Regions from separate parts of the Homo sapiens genome. Here region 1 is linked to region 2. A link is an interaction called in ENCODE POLR2A ChIA-PET data of the cell type or tissue named here. Cell type or tissue: Panc1. All regions are shown on one strand. Links, peaks and the distances in the headings refer to the core of each region. The heading gives the core; the rest is flanking DNA. Region 1 has its middle 70 kb from the start of ZNF608. Region 2 has its middle 460 kb from the start of LINC01170.

What was found. Peaks named below come from ENCODE experiments on the same cell type or tissue, not always from the same donor. Only the 100,000 strongest peaks of a DNase experiment are listed, where the experiment ranks them.
Region 1: POLR2A ChIA-PET joins it to region 2 with 6 read pairs; 1 of 35 experiments calls an interaction of 5 or more read pairs at or near these places.

Annotation. Positions count from the first base shown.
Region 1 is chr5:124,812,032-124,821,905 of GRCh38, forward strand. No RefSeq gene overlaps it. Among named protein-coding and RNA genes, the nearest start is that of ZNF608, 70 kb to the left of the region's middle. In Panc1, for the core only: no CTCF peak of the experiment used is centred there; no DNase peak of the experiment used is centred there; H3K27ac peaks cover 643 bases.
Region 2 is chr5:123,975,668-123,985,565 of GRCh38, forward strand. No RefSeq gene overlaps it. Among named protein-coding and RNA genes, the nearest start is that of LINC01170, 460 kb to the right of the region's middle. In Panc1, for the core only: no CTCF peak of the experiment used is centred there; no DNase peak of the experiment used is centred there; H3K27ac peaks cover 553 bases.

The sequences.
Region 1 (9,874 bases), core at 1-5,000, 830 kb after region 2:
CAAAAATAATAACCTTATAAAAAAGATATACGTGTACGTCAAAGCCTTATGACAAATTTCAAGAGAATAGCTATTTTACCTTACATTATTAATAATTTTGATGTATATTACTAGAATTTTGTTGTATCTACTTTGTTGAAAATTGTACCCTTTATTTGAATATTTTTGCTGGGCAGAGTTTTTTGTTTATTTTTAGTTTTAAATCCTATTGATGATACTTCTTAGCCAAATGGGAAGAAAAATAAATAACACCATAGGGATAGTTACATACTTTGTGACCTATAAAGGAACTAGTCTTCTTGGTACATTACTGTCAGCTAAACATATAAATGTTCTTTGAAAAGTCTGCTTCTAGATGTTAATGGAGGTATTGATTTTCACCTCTGTCTTTTTTTGATAATGCCTATTTACTGTGCTACCTCCTCATCTCCATTCTGAGCTCTGCTCTCTCAAGTGTTAGTGTCAGAGGCAAGTGCCAAAACCTAGGTGACTAAGTGGGTGTCAAGCCAGCTGCAGAAACAGAGGGAAGACTTAACTAATGGCACAGGTCTTCTAAGTCAATGGACCCTGTCTCTCCTAATTTCATTATCAATTCACCACAGGAACCTGACAGAGTCCGTATGCTAAGTCAAATTCAAAAGCTCAAAAATGAAAAGGGAAAAAAAATCCATTTTCAGAGTCAGGTAAAAACATCATAATTCAGAGAAAATCTTTAGTATTGATTGATAGCCGCAGACTCCTGTCCAAAGGTTTCCTCTTTAAATTAAGAATACTAATGATTTCTCATGCTGAAATTAATAATCCCAAAGCTGCACATATTCAAAAAAGACACTAATTGTTGTACTTCAACCAGGAAGTGCCAGTGAGCAGATGCCTAACCTGTTTCCTTCAGTGACTGAGGCTGATGACGTGTCATGGTGTTCCTGAGAATCATATGCTTCCCTGGGAGGCATTCTTGTGTTTGCCAAGAGGCCACCAATTTGAGACGGAATATCCTGTTTGTTGAGGCTTCTATAACATATGATCCAATGGCTCTCTGATAAACAGATTTGTTTAAGACAAAAGTTCTTGCCTAAGTCATTTGGAGACTGAATTGTGCTTGTGGAGGAGGCGACGCAGACCCCACATGGAGACAAGCCAGGGCGGTCTGGGGCTAGAGCAAGGCACTGATCAGTTCCAGAGGAAACCAGAGCTTTCCAGATAGCCACAAAGAATTGAAACCAGGAGAGAGGAAATAGCTATTTGTGGGGAATAGGAAATTGATATTGAGAGGAAATTGATACAGAAAGATACACAGATATAGTCATTTTGCTACTATTTTCATTTATTCTGTGCTATTGTATATATTTGTGTAAGCCACATGAAAATATTTTTAGAATTGTGTAAGGGTATGAATGAATAGGTAAAGTCTCTTTAAAATATTTTAATTTTTTTTTTTTTTTTGAGAGAAAGTCTCGTTCTGTTGCCTAGGTTGGAGTGCAGTGGCGTGATCTCAGCTCACTGCAACCTCTGCCTCCTGTGTGCAAGCTATTCTCCTGCCTCAGCCTCCCGAGTAACTGGGATTGCAGGTGTGTGCCACCATGCCCAGCTAATTTTTTCTATTTTTAGTAGAGACGGGATTTCACCATGTTGGCCAGGCTGGTCTTGAACTGCTGACCTCAAGTGATCCACCTGCCTTGGCCTCCCAAAGTGCCAGGATTACAGACATGAGCTATTGCACTCAGCCCGTTTTAAGTTATTTTACTGGCAAATACTATCATTAGAAATTAGGCCAGGTGCAGTGGCTCACAACTGTAATCCTAACAGTTTGGGAGGCTGATGTGGGAGGATTACTTAAGGCCAGGAGTTTGAGATGAGCCTGAGCAACATGATGAGACCTCACCTCTACAAATAATAATAATAAAAAAATTAGCCGTGTATGGTGGCACATGCCTGTAGTGCTAGCTACTCGTGAGGCCGAGGCAGGAGGATCTTGTGAGCCCAAGAGTTCAAGGCTGCAGTGAGCTACGATCATGCCACTGCACTCCAGTGCACTCAGTGACACACAGTGAGACCCTGTCTCAAAACATAAAAATAATAAAAAAAAACTTTGTTAGAAGTAAGTAACTTTGTTAGAGGAAAAGAGTAGTTAGAAACCTTTCCAGAGTTCCCTTACAGAAAAAAAGATAAAGAGGTACCTATGTTACTAGTTAGTTACCCATCTGTTTCTAGAAAGCTTTTTGTGTCAAAATATTGGAGTCTTTTGCAACAGCCTCAGAATTTGTTTTTTGGGGTAAGCCTACCATTTTGATTGGTGCACACATTAAAGAAATTTAAATTTAAAATGTATGCTCGAATACCCTTCTGTTCATCTATGTATTATGGGACTTTACTGTTTCTATTGTAATTAGTCATTCATATGCTATCTTCCCCACCAGAATGAGTTCCTGGTGGGATCACAAAGTCTCTAACCCCTGTAAAAGTCCCTAGAACAGAGAAAGTACACAGTAGACACTCTCTGGGGATTAAGTTATACAGTGTAACTATTTTGCAGAATAGTTACAAGGATTAAATAAGATGACATAAAATCCAACATGTATCTACAATAAATCACAATAGGAATTCAACTGTTAGTTCTCTCCCTTTCTTTGAACTAAAGAAAAGATATTTTTCAATTTGTAAAGCAGCGTAGAACACGAAATATCAAGTTTCACCTAAAAAATATATATATTCTATAGAACTTGGTTTGCTTTTAAGAATGATCATATTTGAGGCCAGGCGCAGTGGCTCACGCCTGTAATCCCAGCACTTTGGGAGGCTGAGGTGGATCACTGCAAGCCAGGAGTTTGAAACTAGCCTGGTCAACATGATGAAACCCTGTCTCTACTAAAAATACAAAATTTAGACTGGCATGGTGGTGCGCACCTGTAATCCCAGCTTCTTGGGAGGCTCAGGCAGGAGAATCACTTGAACCTGGGAGGCTGAGGTTGCAGTGAGCCGAGATCGCATCACTGCACTCCAGCCTGGGTGAAGAGGGAGACTCCATCCAAAAAAAAATCATATTTGATATATTTGGAAATTTAAAGCCTAGGGAGATGGACGGGAACAGAAAAAAAATTGGAAAACAGAAAATTTGGCTTTCTTGGCCGGGCGCAGTGGCTCACACCTGTAATCCCAGCACTTTGGGAGGCCGAGGCGGGCGGCTCACGAGGTCAGGAGATTGAGACCATCCTGGCTAACACGGTGAAACCCTGTCTCTACTAAAAATACAAAAAATTAGCCAGGCGTCGTGGCGGGTGCCTGTAGTCCCAGCTTCTCGGGAGGCTGAGGCAGGAGAATGGCGTGAATCCAGGAGGCGGAGCTTGCAGTACGCCGAGATCAAGCCACTGCACTCCAGCCTGGGCGACAGAGCGAGACTCCGTCTCAAAAAAAAAAAAAAAAGAAAGAAAATTTGGCTTTCTTCTTATCAATGCTTTGTGGGGAAACAGCCTTAGGAAACGGTTGGCCTCCCTTCTTCCAGCCTCTCTTGTCACTGCCTGGAACTAATCTGGATCTTTTGGTCCATCTTGGATGTACCTCCAGGCCACAGGCCCAAACTAAGGCTGAGGTACTTTAAAGGAGCAATGGGAGGTTTGGTGCCAATGGCTCAGATAAATATTTTCTCAGACTAAGTCACTTATACTGCATGAATTCCATGGATGAGACAGCCTCTGAGCTCTTCCTCTGGAGAGTTGCCTAGCATTTCCACCTTGCAAACAGATAAGCTTTTCCTCTGAAGTCAGGGCTGCTGAGGAACATCTATTTCTCCAGGTGTTATAAGGATAGGAAACCCCTGTAGAAGAAAATGCAACGTTGATATACAGAGGGAGGGAGCAGCAATTTGCACCTAAAATGTTTTTAGTCAGTTAAGGCCAAGCTATGGCTTTGGGCTCATAGGAGGAACAATTCCCCAGATATGGTAGACATAGAGATTTGTCAGACAATTTATGTGCAGGTTTAAAAATATCCTATGTGAAATACAAATAAAAAAGATAGTAACTGCTGTGCCACAAGTGGTCTGGTCTACTCTTGTGAAAATGACCATTAGGCTACACTGAATTTTCTTTGTGATTGATTTCCATCAGACCATAACTAGCTACAAAAGTGTGACCGAAGGATGTTTCTTTCTGAAAACAATGTCTACCGTTTTAATGATTTCCAAGCACATCTTTCTCCATGAAACTTCTAATCTCTTTAAATTGCTAGTGAAAGGGGTTTTAAAACATCTAGTTACTGATTCCTGCTTCTTAGAGCTGTAATTCAAAGAGGAGCAGTGCCTCTGATCACTTAGAAGAGACTTTGAGAAGTACCTCTACAAAGACATCTTAAAGTAAACAGAGCAATCTTACTCTGGTCTCTGTCTGTCACTGAGGCATACGTGTGGGAGGACTGATGGCAAACAGCACGGAGCTGATTTCAGTTACAAATAATTTAATCGTTTCTTCTTTCAAGGGGAAGCCAAACAAGGTTCTCCGGAATTTTCTCTGTCTATCAACAAAATGATCTGGTCATCTATGTTCTTTCATTTCAAAAACTGGGACATATTCCAGACTCTGTGGTCTGTCCAGAAATCCCAAAAAATGAGTCCAAGAATCTGAGTCAGGTGTTAGCACCGACCAATTTGTTGGCCTCAGGGTTTTCATTAAAAAGGCAATATGGGCTGGGTGCGGTGGCTCACACCCGTAATCCCAGCACTCTGGGAGGCCTAGGGAGGAGGATTGCCTGAGACCATGAGTTTGAGACCAGTGTGGGCAACACAGTAAGATGCCCCCCACCCCCTATCTCTACAAAAAGAAAAAAGTCAGTATGTTTAAATATCACTCTGACAACCAATTCTAAACACTTTTGGCTCTATTCAACCTAAAGATTGATATTTGACCATATAGATTAATAGTTCTCATTGTCTGCACTTCAGAAACACTGAAGACCTTAATAAAGAAAAGAAAAACGAAGGGAAGAGAATAATATAGATACATAATGAAAAAAATTCAATCCACACAAAAAAGTATACAGTGAATTAATGCTCTCTCCCATCCAAGCTTCAGTTTTCCAGTCTCTAACTCTCTTTCAACTGGGATTAAAAAACATACAGATGCCCAAACCTCCCCTCATTCCCACTGGGTCAGTATCCTCTGGCATGGGTACTTCTGGTAAGTTCCCTGGGTGATCCTATTGCCCAATCAGATTAAGAACCACTGACTTTGATGGTGTGGCAGAATTCCTGGACCTCATGCTGGTGGGAACAGTATAAGATGCGTGGGTCTGGGGACTCACTGAGTATCAGACTTTAGAATTGGAGAACCCTTATTATGTGCACTTGTTAGGGTGAAAAGGTTTTGTGGTACTTGCTTAAGAGGCAGTTTAATATAGTCAAGACAAAACAACACTACAACAAAACAAACTTATGACTTGGGATGTAAGAAAAATCACTAGATATGACTTTACCAATACTTCGTTGTATGACATTGCCATCACATTGGAAAACTTAGGAGGCTGAAGTAAATGAAAGTGTAATGTTTACCTTGCTAATATTCTGTAGTGTAAAAGGTAGATGACCTACCCTGGATCAATCTATACTTTTTTCCTAACACTACCTGGTTTTGTTCAGGTACCTAAGCCCTCTGACATAGCCCAAAAACTTCAAGGGAAGCTGACTCCCACATGGCCTATGGGTGAGGCGGATTGATTGAGGGATAAGTCCTTTTCTCTTTAGGAATGGGTATATGATCCAGTTCCAGAAAATATAAGATGCTGACAGATTTGTAGGAAGTTTCTGAAACTATGAGGATCTAGTTCCTCCCTCCCACCAAATGTGAACAAGAAAGCACCAGAACTCTGACTGGTACTGTGGCCATTCTGTGATTAACGTGGAGTGGACTTTAGTACTGGGCTTTCACTCTGAAGGCAGAGTGAACAGACTAATAGAACCCAGACCCAGGTCGATGTATTGAACGATGTCATCCAACAATGCTGAAGCCCTCACTATATCTGGACTTTCTGATAGATGAGCCAATAAATCTATTGTTTAAACAATTCTGAGCTTAGTTTTCTGTTACTTGAAGCTGAAATCCACCTCAGTAATCCGTCTTATTTAAGTCTAAATCCCTCACTCAAGGTCTTAATTCATTCCCTGCTTTCAGGTATCTTTCATTAGCTTCTTGGCAATTTACCTTGTTTTTATGTTTTTTTTTTTTTTTTTTCAGTTTTATGACCTCCACTCACCCTGATAACTTAGTGACTACTAATCTGCCATTTTTATCATCTCTTCTCTGCCTACTCTTGGCCCATCACAAATTAGCATTTAGACGCGTTGAAGTTTACGTGTATATATCTATATAGCTCTTGTTCACAGTAAGGGGATACTTTACTAGTGACAAGTGGAGAGGAAGCTAATGTACAGTCAGTCACCCATTTTAGAAATCTAAATTGGAAATTGTAAAAGAAATTTCCAATGTCCACTTCCTAGCTTTAATTAAGTAAAGGACCATTTGAATCCTGATGCTAAAGGATCAAGAAATAGATTATTTCATGCAGAATGTAAAAGTTCTTTCTTCTTACCTTGGGGAACTGATTTTATAGGAATTCAGGGGAAGGAAGGGAGGGAGGGAGGGGAAAATCCATTTTTTTCCTAGTTTTACATCTCAGGGCGTTTTCACGTATAACTTCAGTTAAGTCTTACAACAAGTCTGCAAGGTAAGTAACTTTTATCTCCACTTTATGTTTGGGGGCAACTGAAGCTTAAATAAATAATGTTCTCAAGGCCACTCAAATGTGTGTCAGAGCCAGATTTACACCAAGGACTGTAAGACTCCAGAGTCATATATTCTCTACAACTTAAACCTCATCAGCTCTTTGCCCTATCCCTGGCAAGTTTTTCTGACTTTTGCAGTCTTCTCCAGTGGTCTCTTTACTGAGCAAGTGGTCAGTGTCATGGCGACGGCCTTCTAGCTTTGGGCTGCTTGTGGCTTCCATTCCTGGGTAGTTCTGCCCTTCTCCTCAGGCCCTTGGAAGCCAGTGATAACGCCCGGCTGCTTCTCTCCCAGGCAACTCTGGTAAATACAAGGTCACTGAATAAATGGCTGGTTCCCATCAAATATTTCCCTGACTTGATTCCCCTACCATACTTCGGTGGTCTTGTGGTCGCCACATATGAAATTATAGCCCTGGTTATAGTCACCAACCTGGTCTTGTGGATCGTTGCAATTGATTGAATTGTTCACAAATACCCACTACTTGTTTTTATGCTGCATATTTTCTCTGTTTTCTCTTAAGTAATATGTCTCAGCTCTTAGTGAAACCTGCCACAGTGCCCAGGAACACACATTTATATACTCTCTGACATGTCAAGCTTAAAGTATGATGAATCACCCTGAGCAGGCTGGGGTGGCTCTCTTTTTAGAATTATTCCCAACCACGACATCAGAACACTGTAATAATATGGAGAGAAAGTGGATGGGAAGAAGCATTGACAACAAGGAAAGAAAGAAGGGAGGGAGGGAGGGAAACAGATCTGGAATGGTTGAACCTATAGAACTGCTGATACGATTTTATCAATTCTATTTACATAGACATTGTTTTGGCTCAGTGATGTCAATATCAGTACTTCTGAAAATTATATTTAGAGGGTAACAATGTAACGAGATCTAGACATCAACTCAAAGATAAAAGCAGAATTTTCTTTTGGAGTTGCCAGGGGGCATCTGGCCATTCTTATTGAAAAAAGCAATGTCCTGATTTTCTTATTTCTCTCCCACTACTTTACCACCCCCAGTAGTTTGAGGGACATGGGGAAGGAAGAGCACAGATCTCCACATTTCTTGAATGTTTCTCATATGCTAGGAATGTTCATGTCTGTGAATTCATTTGATCATCACAAAAACTGTTCAGTGAAGGTAGGTGAAAATTATTATCCCTGTTTTTTGTCCTTAAGATAAGGGAGGCACATAGAAATTGAGTAATGTTCCCTACCATTGCTAGTGAGTGACTAAGTGGAGACTTGGACCTCCTCTTGTACCAGGCCCTTTGATATGGTTTGGCTGTGTCCCCACCCAAATCTCATCTTGACTGTAGCTGCCATAATCCCCACATGTTGTGGGAGGGATCAGGTGGGAGGTAATTGAATCATGGGAGTGGGTCTTTCCTATGCTGTTCTCATGATAGCGAATAAATCTCATGAGATCTGATGGTTTTATAAAGGTGACTTCCCCTGCACAGGCTCTCTTGCCTGCCGCCACGTAAGACATGCCTTTGCCCCTCCTTCACCTTCTGCCATGATTGTGAGGCCTCCTCAGCCATGTGAAACTGTGAATTCATTAAATCTCTTTCTCTTTATAAATTACCTAGTCTCAGGTATGTCTTTATTAGCAGCATGAGAACAGACTAACACACCCTTCACGTGCATTGTCTCATTTAATTTACACAACACTTTGATGAGGTAGGTAAAATTCTCTCATAGTTCTGGAGGCCAGAAGTCTAAAATCAAGGTGTCAGCAGGGCCATTCGCCCTTCAACGGCCCTAGAAGAGAATCCTTCCTTGCTTATTCCAGTTTATGGTGGCTCCTTGTGTTCCTTGCCGTGTGCCTCTGTTTTCATGTGGCCTTCTTTCCTGTGTCTCTGTGCCTTCTATTCTGTCTCTCCCAAGACACTTTCATTAGCTGAAGGCCAACTCTAATCCAGTATGAGCTCATCTTGGTCTTTTTTTTTTTTTTTTTTTGAGATGGAGTCTCGCTCTGTCGCCCAGGCTGGAGTGCAGTGGCATGATCTCGGCTCACTGCAAGTTTTGCCTCCCGGGTTGACTTTTTTTTTTTTTTTTTTTTTTTTTTTGAGACAGGGTCTCACTCTGTCTCCCAGGCTAGAGTGCTGTGGTGTGATCTGGGCTCACTGCAAGCTCTGCCTCCTGGGTTCACACCATTCTCCTGCCTCAGTCTCCCGAGTAGCTGGGACTACAGGCCCCCATCACCATGCCTGGCTAATTTTTTGTATTTTTAGTAGAGATGGGGTTTCACTGTGTTAGCCAGGATGGTCTTGATCTCTTGACCTCGTGATCCGCCCACCTTGGCCTCCCAAAGTGCTGGGATTACAGGCGTGAGGCCACCAAGCCCAGCCAATCATTTTCTTAATTATATCTGCAAAGACCCTTTTTCCAAATTAGATCACATTCTGAGATTCAGGATGGACAAGGATTTTGGGGAAATACTACTCCATCCACTAGAGGAGGTCAGGAAATCGTACGCTTAAGTTCACAGCTATGTGGCTAAGAATCTAATTACTACCCTTGTTTATTTGATACTAAGTCTTGTTTATAACCACTTCAGAGACAACCCTGGGGATACACAGAGTTAAGTCGTGGGCTTTGCATGGGGCTCAAAGATTTGCAATAATAGTTAGAAAGGAGAGCTAGAATAACAGTTAACTAAAATTAATGTGGCTCTATTTGAGGGCCCCCCACCTAGCAAGTGTGGTAGTGTGGAAATGATAAAAACTGCATGAAGATCTTTGGTGAAACAATCAAAGCTGAAGAACCATGTCTTAGGGGACTCTATTGGGAAAGGGATTAATGTAATGGAGACTATGACAAGTTACTGTGATGGCATAGAACTTAATGCTAAGGCAATAAAGTGAGAAGCTCCCAAGAGTTCACAGGCTTAGAAAATAAATACAAGAGTAGAAGATTTTAAATGAATTAGTGAACACAACATTCTTGGATATTCTTAAGCATTTAAGAAGATCGATAAAAATTAGGAATTACTTTTTTGCACTGTGCTTCTTTAGTGGAGATACATTTGCAAAACTGGTCTTAATTTTAGTCATTGATTTGTAAATATTATACACGGATTATATAGAACTTAGTAGAAAT
Region 2 (9,898 bases), core at 3,173-8,172:
GGCTGAGGAGGCCTCAAGAAACTTAAAAATTGTGGTAGAAGGCAAAGGGGAAGCAAGCACATCCTACCTTGGTGGAGCAGGAGAGAGTGAAGGGGGAAGTGCTACACACTTTTAAACAACCAGATCTCATGAGAAATCATTATCACAAGAATAGCAAGGGCAGGTCTGCCCCCATGATCCAGTCATCTCACATCAAGTCCTACCTCCAACACTCAGGATTATAATTCATTAGATTTGGGTGGTGACACAGAGACAAACCATATCAGAGGCTTTACATGTTAATACACACACACACACACACACACACACACACACAGTCTCCCTAAGCTTAGGACTAACCTCACTAAACTGAGTTTGGAGACTGGCATACAGTTCAGGGAACATGGGAACATGTTTTATACTGTTGTCATTTCCTTTCCACTTTCTTTCCCAATTTCGAAAAGATATTCTACTGTTGAAAACAGACTAATGTGAAATCTTTTGAACCTGATTTTTCCCCACGCATAAACTAGCAACTGAAATGCAGAGGCAATTAATTCAGAGAAATAAAGAATGGAGATTTAAGCCTTGGGAAATAAATTCTAGTTTTTATTAAATATTTGGACTAGCATAAGAGGAAAGTATATTTATTGATGTATTTTTTCCCAAAGCTTAGCGTATTTTATCTGAGTGATTACCAATCTTTCGTCATAGACATTTATGTCAAACCACTCATTCCTGCCCCCAAATTACCACGGCAATGCAAAGTAATCTGAAAAATCATTGTCAACCTAGGTGCACATTGGTCTGAGGAATGGTGAATATTTTTTCTCCACTTAGGAAGATTGTCCTGCTCAGTCATGGAATCACTCTGCGAAAAAGAGAACACCACAAAAGCAGTAGATTCATTTTTAGTGCTCAATGGAGGGGAGCTGACCCAGCTTAATTACTGTGGTTACTGTAAGAGTTATTGCCTTTCTAATGCCTTCTTCCTGCAGGCTAACCTGCAGCACCTTTTGATACCCAATGGCAGGAATTTCCTATGAAGTGTTGCCTTTAGGATCACTTTTTCTAGAAGAGTCATATCCCTGAAATATTTTTTCATCGTGTTTCAGCAACCCATAGAATTTGGAGTAAAATTCAGAGCCATATTAATGAGAAGGCAAGCTGAGTATCTACCTAGGATGCAGATCTAAAAGGGGAACTGAAACATCGCTGGAATAAATTGGCAAAATGTAAATTGGTTTCACTCCTCACTGGTGTCAACCTGTCTGTGTTGAGTACTTTTGTGAATCACACATGAGCTCACCATCAGCTCAGTTCCAAAAATCAATAATGCATGTTGTTTTGCTTACCAGGAATGAGTGATTTAGTTTAATTATCTAAATGTTAAACCCTTAATTTTCCTCCAAAGATATTGTCTCATTTAGAAAATTATTAAAAAAAATTAAGAGAGAAAATTGCAGAAAAGGTAAGAAATATTTTGCTGTTATTTTTCAAAATACACATTATATAATATGTATAAATATACATTATACAATATGTATGCCTTTCTGTAGCTAGTGAGGTTAGTAAATGACAGTTTTCATATACAGTTTTTATTAATGAAAAAATCAGTTTCTTTCCTTTTAGCTTCCATAAAAAATGATATAAATATTTAAAGAAAATATTGTATGAGAGGTGCCAAATCATTAGCCTTCCCAGAGCAACCACTGGTCTTCAGTCAACTCTGAATGACACAATATCTTTTCAGCTTTTCAGCGTCTTTATTGTGGGAGCTAATACATAAACGGAAGGTATTTAGATTTGGTGCCAACCTTTAAAAGCCCATGTACTACATGTGTTCTTATTAAATAATCAACTCCTTTAATTTTAGTGAACCATTCTTTTGATTGTTATTTTTTTCCCCAACTCTCTAATGCCTTCACTTCTTTGCTTTTAATCTAGAAACATTTTTTGTTTGGCCAATTCATCATCAGTTATGAATTCTCACAATGTCATTTATAATTCATTCTGGAATATCATGCTAATTCTACATCAAATTAATTTAGTTTTACTCAGTCATTAGAAGACTAACCACAGTTTTCTGAGGACTTACCATATGTCAGGCACTGCATACATTTATACGATATGCATTCATTTTATCCTCATAGTAACCTCCTAACATATATATTACTATATCCATTCAAGATGAGAAAACAGAAACTAAAACACATTGCGTTTTTTGTTTTTTGTTTTTTTTTTTGCCTAAAGTTTCACAGACAATAACAGAACTAAAACTTGACCCCAGGTACATCAACTTGTCTGATGGTGAAACTCATGCTCTAGAAGCCTGTGCTGTCATTCATATCTATCATTTATTGAGCATATGATACACACCATGTTCTGCACTGGGCACTTTGCATTTATTTCAGATGAACTCTCCAAAGTTCAGAAAGGCTAAATATCTGCCTAAATGGTTTCATGCCCTGTAAGTAGCAAAGCTTAAAGTCAGGCCTGTTCTCTCCAAGTATACAAATGATCACAATGCATCCCAACCTTTAGATAGAGTTGGGAGTTTTCTTGGATTGACTGTAATACTGACAACTCCCTCAATAACTAGTATCTCCACTGGCATAAATGAAAGTCTTTAATATTGCTGAATTTTTAATCTTTAGGAACTAGTGTTTTTGTTTGTTTGCTTGCCTGTTTGATATAGCTGTGAGGATACTTGTCCACATCTTGGTTACTCAGTGCTTACCTTCTTCCAGGGAATTCTGGATGACATCTGGCCAGAATTTTTCACATATGAAAATTAGCTGTACGTATTACTTTTTGAAGCTTTAATATGGGCTAGGGTTGCTGTCTATCCTTTCATTCCTAATGTTCCCTTTAGCAGGTAAATGAACAGTTTATAAACACTTATCTTAAGTCATTTTTCATTTGGCCTTTCATTTTATTTTGGCAAAAGCAGAGAGAGAAAAATCTATATTAAGCTAGAGACTTAGCTTATTAACACTGCAGTATTTAACAAACCATTCTCACTTACTTAGATGTCAGGCAGATTTTCTCTGTTTTTAGTTCAGTTTCACGAAAAGAGTAGCATTAAGAAACATTTGCTTTAATTCTTGTCAGTTATCAAATATCAACTATGCCTAAGCTCGAATGATTGTTTTAAACAGATATTCTCCTAAATGGATTCCATTCATCAAATCAGTTTAGGTAGCTGCTGTGGTTGGCCACTAACTGGGGCTCTTGAGGTAAAGAGCTTTAGACATGGTTCCCAGTGACTCCTGGTATTCATGCCTTTGTACAGTACCCTCTCCTTGAGTGTGATCTGGATCTAGTGACTTGCTTCTAATAAGTAGAATACATCAAAAGTGATAGGTGCAATTTCCATGCTTACGTTACAAAAAGATACTGGCTTTCATCTTGCTAGAATTCTTCCTTGCTGTTATTCTCTTTTGCTCTCTTACTTGCTCACTTTAATGAAGCAAGCTGCCATATTATGCAATGAGAAGCCCTACTTGGTAAGGAACAGAGACAGACATCTGGCCAAAAGTTTTTGAGGAACTGAGGTCCTTATTCCAACAGCCCATGCAAGACTGAATCCTGCCAACAACAATATGAGTGATTGGGAAGCAAATCCTTCCCAGTTGAGCCATGAGATGACTGCAACCCTGTGAGAGATCCTGAGCTGGAGGACCTGGATAAGTGCACCCAGAATCCTGACCCACAGTGTGAGATGATACATGTTGTTTTAAGCCACTAAGTTTTAGGGTAATTTGTTATGCAGCCATAGATAATTAATACAGACTTTGGTACTGAGGGTGGGGTTCTTCCATAACAAACGTCTACAAATGTGGAGTACACTGGAACTGGGCATTGAGTGGATGCTGGAGGAATGTTGAAGATCATGATAAGAAAGCCAGACTGCCTGGAACAGATTGTTACTAGAAATTTGGATATTGAAGATATTGCCAGTGAGGGTCAACAGAAAGCAAGGAACATGTTATTGGAAAATAGAAGAAGGTGGATCCTTGTCGTGGAATAGCAAAAGATTAATGACATTGTTGTCTACAGTTATATCTAAAGGAGAATATTTGCCTAATAAACTTGGTAACTTAGCTGAAAAGATTTCCAAGAAAAATGTTATAGGTCATGCTTAATTTCTTCTCACTGCTTATAGTGAAATGTGAGAGAAAGAAAGAGAAATTGAGATGACTATTAAACAATAAGAAGATGTAAATTAATAATTTTGAGAAATTATCAGCTCCTCCAGGCAGCAAAAAATTCTAAAATTAAGAAATGGCATCAGAGAACTGTCAGAAAAAAACATGGCCTCGAGATAATCCTGGCCTAGGAGAAAAGTTGAGGGTGTAACTATTCTTATTCTTAGAAAAATAAATTGAATTAATATTCAGTCACGCAAAGGGATTCAGGTTAAGTCTCACAGATTCCCTCAGGCAAGCAATGTAGCCTCTAGGAAGCTGAAGAACATTGTCCCTCAGCTATCTCAGCACGAACTCAAGGTACAGAAGGGCTTTCCTCAAAGACATTTGTGGCTGTGGGTTTTTAAAGTGGATTTAACCCCAATAGGATTCACAGGAGGCTCACAAAGTTTTTGAGAAAACTATACTAGCAGGTACATTGCTAGTTTCAACTGAAAGGGGCAGAGAGAGGGCAAAATGAAAAGAAGAATTATATTTCCCCAAATGCTACTGTCAGGAAGCTAGATGAGAGAGCAATTTCTCCACAACCATGTACTATCTTTTATGAAAAATAGATGAAGACTCAGAGAAACAAACCAAGTACTCAAAGGGTAGAGCTGAGAGCCATGGAAAAGTTTTCCCAGAACTTGAAACCTGATAAAGGAATTTGCAACATTTGTCTAGCTTTTTTTCCGAATTGCTGTGGACTTTTTCTGTCTTCTGTTTTCCCTCCTTTTGAGCAGGAGTATCTAAAATGGTTATCTTATGCTTGTCCCAGCGTTAAGTGTTTGGGTGTGTTGGAGCAGGTATCTTGTCCCTTTAGTTTTTCAGATCTACAGATGGAGAAGTGTACCCCAGGAGCTACACCTGAGGATCTTCATCCACACATAGGCTTGATTTTGAAGATAAGCCTCTGGTATCTGACTTGATGCTGTAGTGGGATGAGACTTTTGGAGATCATAGCAGGGGCTGAAAGGATTTTGCATGTGGAAGGGACATGTATAAGTGGGAACAGGGGGTAGACTGTGAGAGACAGCTTCTAACATGACTCCCAGTGACCTAGCCCTCTCTCCTCTGGCATTTATGATCTTCTCCTCTTGAAGGCAATTTAGACCCAGTGACTTGCTTCTAACAAACAGGATATGGCAAATGTGTTGGAGTGTTACTTCCCTGATGAGGTTAGAAAAGACTGTGACTCCTTTCTTTCTAATACCTGCTAACTTACTGGTACTCTTTCTTGCTCTCTAGCTTGCTCTGATGATGCAAGCTGCTATGTTGTGAGATTTTTCGATGAAGATGTCCATGTGGCAAAGAACTAAGGAAAAATCTCTGGCCAACAGCATGTGAGGAACTCAGACTCATTCCAACAGCTTGCAGGAAAATGAATCTTGCCAGCAACCATAAGAGTCAGCTAGAATGATATTCTTCCTAATCATGCCTTGAGATGACTGTAGCCTTGTTAGAGAATCTGAGCTGGAGAACCCTGACTTGGAGATGCGTAAAATACATGTGTTTTATTTTAGTCTGCTGTGTTTTGGGGCAACTTGTTACACAGCAATAGATAACAAATACAGCTCATTTCTTGTAGCCTTCTTCAAAAATTATGCGGAGACGTGCTCTGCTCGGGTTGAGCTGCCCCAGAATCCCCATTCTTTGCATGCCTGGTGGACACGTCTCTATTTTTTTCAGAAATATAATCTTTTTGCTATTAGAATGTCACTGTGTAGTTATCTTTTCACTCATAGGTCCTCATTTGGGCCCTAACAGATAGACTCCTGACCTGAGTTTCAGCCTCTACATTTTTATTATCAATTTTATTTATTTTTTGTAATTACAAAAAAAAATTGTCAATTGGTAATAATAATCGTGTACTTTATAACTAATAATTGCTTTTATAATTTAATAACCATTTATGTCAGACACTATACTAAGACCTTTGAGTTACCCTACATATGTTAAAACATTCATTATTTTTAATTTTACTCACTAGACTATGTTTTCTAATTTATAGAGTTTCAGGGAGCTTGTGTAACTTGCTCACAGTCACACAGACAGTAAGGAATAGAGCTGGGATATGAACCTGCATCTAGATAATCCATCTCCAGAGGCCACACTCACATACTGAAAAGTAAAAATAAAAGTTAATAATTTCACTACCACAAATGTTAGCATCAGAAATTATGTCTGTTAGTAGTATATTGACTTATTTAGTTTATTTGGCTTCTTTTTTTCTTTTTCTATGTATATGAGTGTATTAGTCTGTTTTTACACTGCTATGAAGAACTGCCAGAGACTGGGTAATTATAGAGAAAAGGGGTTTAATTGACTCACAGTTCTACATGGCTGGGGAGGCCTCAGGAAACTTAAAATCATGGCGGAAGGGGAAGCAGGCACATCTTACATGGTTACAGGTGAGACAGAAAGAAAGAGAGAATCCAAGGGGAAGCTCCCATTTATAAAACCAACAGATCTCATGAGAACTCCCTCACAATTATGAGAACAGCATGGGGGATCATAGAACCCCATGATCCAATCACCTGCCATCAGGTTCCTCCCTAAACACTTGGGGATTACAATTCAAGATGAGATTTGGGTGGCGAGACAAAGCCTAACCATATTAAATGACTATTTATTTGATACAGTAAAAACTTCTGCTTTTTCTACTATTTTTCTGGATGCTCTCTCTCCCCCAGCACCCCCAACAGGCCCCAGTGTGTGTTGTTTCCATCCCTGTGTCCATGGGTTCTCATCGTTCAGTACCCACTTATAAGTGAGAACTTAGAGTGTTTGGTTTTCTGTTCCTGCATCAGCTTGCTGATGATAATGGCTTCTATCTCTATCCATGTCTCTGCAAAGGACATGATCTCTGATATGGTTTGGCTGTGTCCTCACCGAAATCTCATCTTGAATTATAGCTCCCATAATCCCCACATGTCATGGGAGGGATCCAGTAGGACATAATTGAATCATGGGGATGGGTCTTTCCTGTGCTGTTCTAGTGATAGGAAATAAGTCTCATGAGATCTGATGGTTTTATAAATGGAAGTTCCCCTGCACATACACTCTTGCTTGCTGCCTTGTAAGACGTGTCTTGCTTCCTCTTTCCCTCCACCCTGATTGGGAGTCCACCCAGCTATGTGGAACTGTGAGTCAATTAAACCTCTTTCCTTTATAAATTACCCAGTCTTGGGTATGTCTTTATTAGTAGCATGAGAACAGACCAATACAATCTCCTTCTGTTTTACAGCTGCATAGTATTCCTTTTTGTATATGTACCACATTTTCTTTACCCACTCCATCATTGATAGGCATTTGGGTTGATTCCATGTCTTTGCTATTGTAAATAGTGCTGCAATGAACATGCACGTGCATGTATATTTATAATAGAATGATTTATATTCCTCTGGGTATATACCAAGTAATTGAATTGCTAGGTCAAATGGTTTTTCTGGTTCTAGATCATTGAGGAATCATCACACTGTCTTCCACAATAGTTGAACAAATCTACATTCCCACCAACAGTGTAAAAGCATTCCGATTGCTCTGTTACTTGCCAGCATCTGTTGTTTCTTGACATTTTAATAATTGCCATTCTGGCTGGCATGAAATGGTATCTCATTGTGGTTTTGATATGCATTTATCTAATGATCAGTGATGTTATGCTTTTTTCATATGTTTGTTGGCTGTGTAAATGTCTTCATTTGAGAAGTGTCTGTGTTCACGTCCCTTGCCTACTTTTTAATGTTTTATTTTTCTTGAGAATTTGTTTAAGTCCTTTGTAGACTCTGGATATTAGACCTTCGCCAGATTGATAGATTGCAGAACTTTTCTCCCATTTCGTAGGTTATCCGGTTGCTCTGATGATAGTTTCTTTTGCTGTGCAGAACAGTTTAATTAGATCCCACTTGTCAATTTTTGCTTTTGTTGCAATTGCTTTTGGCATTTTCATAATGAAATCTTTGCCCTTGCCTATGTCCTGAATGGTATTGCCTAGATTTTCTTCTAGGGCTTTTTTGGTTTTACATTTAAGTCTTTAATCCATCTTGAGTTAATTTTTGTATAAGATGTAAGGAGGGGGTCCAGTTGCAATTTTCTGCAAAAGGCTGCCCAGATCTCCCAGCATCATTTATTAAAAAGGGAATCCTTTCTCCCTTTTTGCTTGTTTTTGCCAGGTTTGTTGAAGATCAGATGGTTGTATATGTGTGGTGTTATTTCTGAGGTCTCTATTCTGTTCCACTGGTCTATATGTCTGTTTTGGTATCAGTATCATGCTGTTTTGGTTACTATAGCCTTGTAGTGTAGTTTGAAATCAGGTAGTGTGAGGCCTCCAGCTTTGTTATTTTTGCTTAGGATTGTCTTGGCTATACAGGCTCTGTTTTGGTTTCATATGAATTTTAAAATAGTTTTTTATAATTCTGTGAAGAATGTTAATGGTAGTTTAATGGGAATAGCATTTAATTTATAAACTACTTTGCCCAGTGTGGCCATTTTCTTGATATTAATTCTTCCTATCCATGAGCATGGAATGTTTTCCATTTGTTTGTGTCCTCTCTGATTTCCTTGAGCAGTGGTTTGTTGTTCTCCTTGAAAAGGTCCTTCACTTCCCTAGCTGTATTCCTAGGTATTTTATTCTTTTTTATAGCAATTGTGAATGGGAGTTCATTCATGATTTGGCTCTCCACTTGTCTGTTGTTGGTGTATAGGAATGCCTATGAGTTTTGCACATTGATTTTGTGTCCTGAGAATTTGCCAAAGTTCCTTATCAGCTTAAGGAGCTTTGGGACTGAGATGACGGGGTTTTCTAGATATAGGATCATGTCATCTGAAACAAGGCAATTTGACTTCCTTACTTCCTTGTCTTGTGGTGACTTTCAAGGGGAATGCTTCCACCTTTTGCCCATTCAATATGATATTGGCTTTGGGTTTATCAGAAATGGCTCTAATTGTTTTGAGGTATGTTCCTTCAATGCCAAGTTTATTGAGAGTTTTAAACATGAAGAGATGTTGAATTTCACTGAAGGGCTTTTCCGGGTCTATTGAGATAACATGTGGTTTATATCTTTAGTTCTGTTTATGTGATGAATTGCATATATTGATTTGCATATGTTGAAATGTCCTTGCATCCTGGGGATGAAGCCGACTTGATCCTGGTGGATACACCTTTTGATGTGCTGCTGGATTTGGTTTGCCAGTATTTTATTGAGGGTTTTTGCGTTGATGTTTTTCAGGGATATTGGCCTGAAGTCTTCTTCTTTTTCTTTGTATCTCTGCCAGGTCTTGGTATTGGGATGATGCTGGCCTCATACAATGATTTAGGGAGGAGTCCTTCTTTTCAGTAGTTTGGAATAGTTTCAGAAGAAATGATACCAGCTTCTCTTTGTACCTCTGGTAGAATTCAGCTGTAAATCCATCTGGTCCTGGGGGATTTTTTGGTTGGTAGGCAATTTATTACTGCCTCAATTAAAAAAATTCATTACTGGTCTCTTCAGGGATTCAACTTCTTCCTGGTTCAGTCGTGGGAGAGTGTATGCCTCCAGAAATTTATCCATTTCTTCTAGATTGTCTAGTTTATTTACATAGAGGTGTTTATAGTATTCTCTGAGGGTTGTGTGTATTTCTGTGCATCAGTATGATAGCCTCCTTATCATTTCTGATTGTGTCTATTTGAATATGCTCTTTTCTTTATTAGTCTAGTTAGTGGTATATTTTATTAGGTTTTTTTTCCAAAA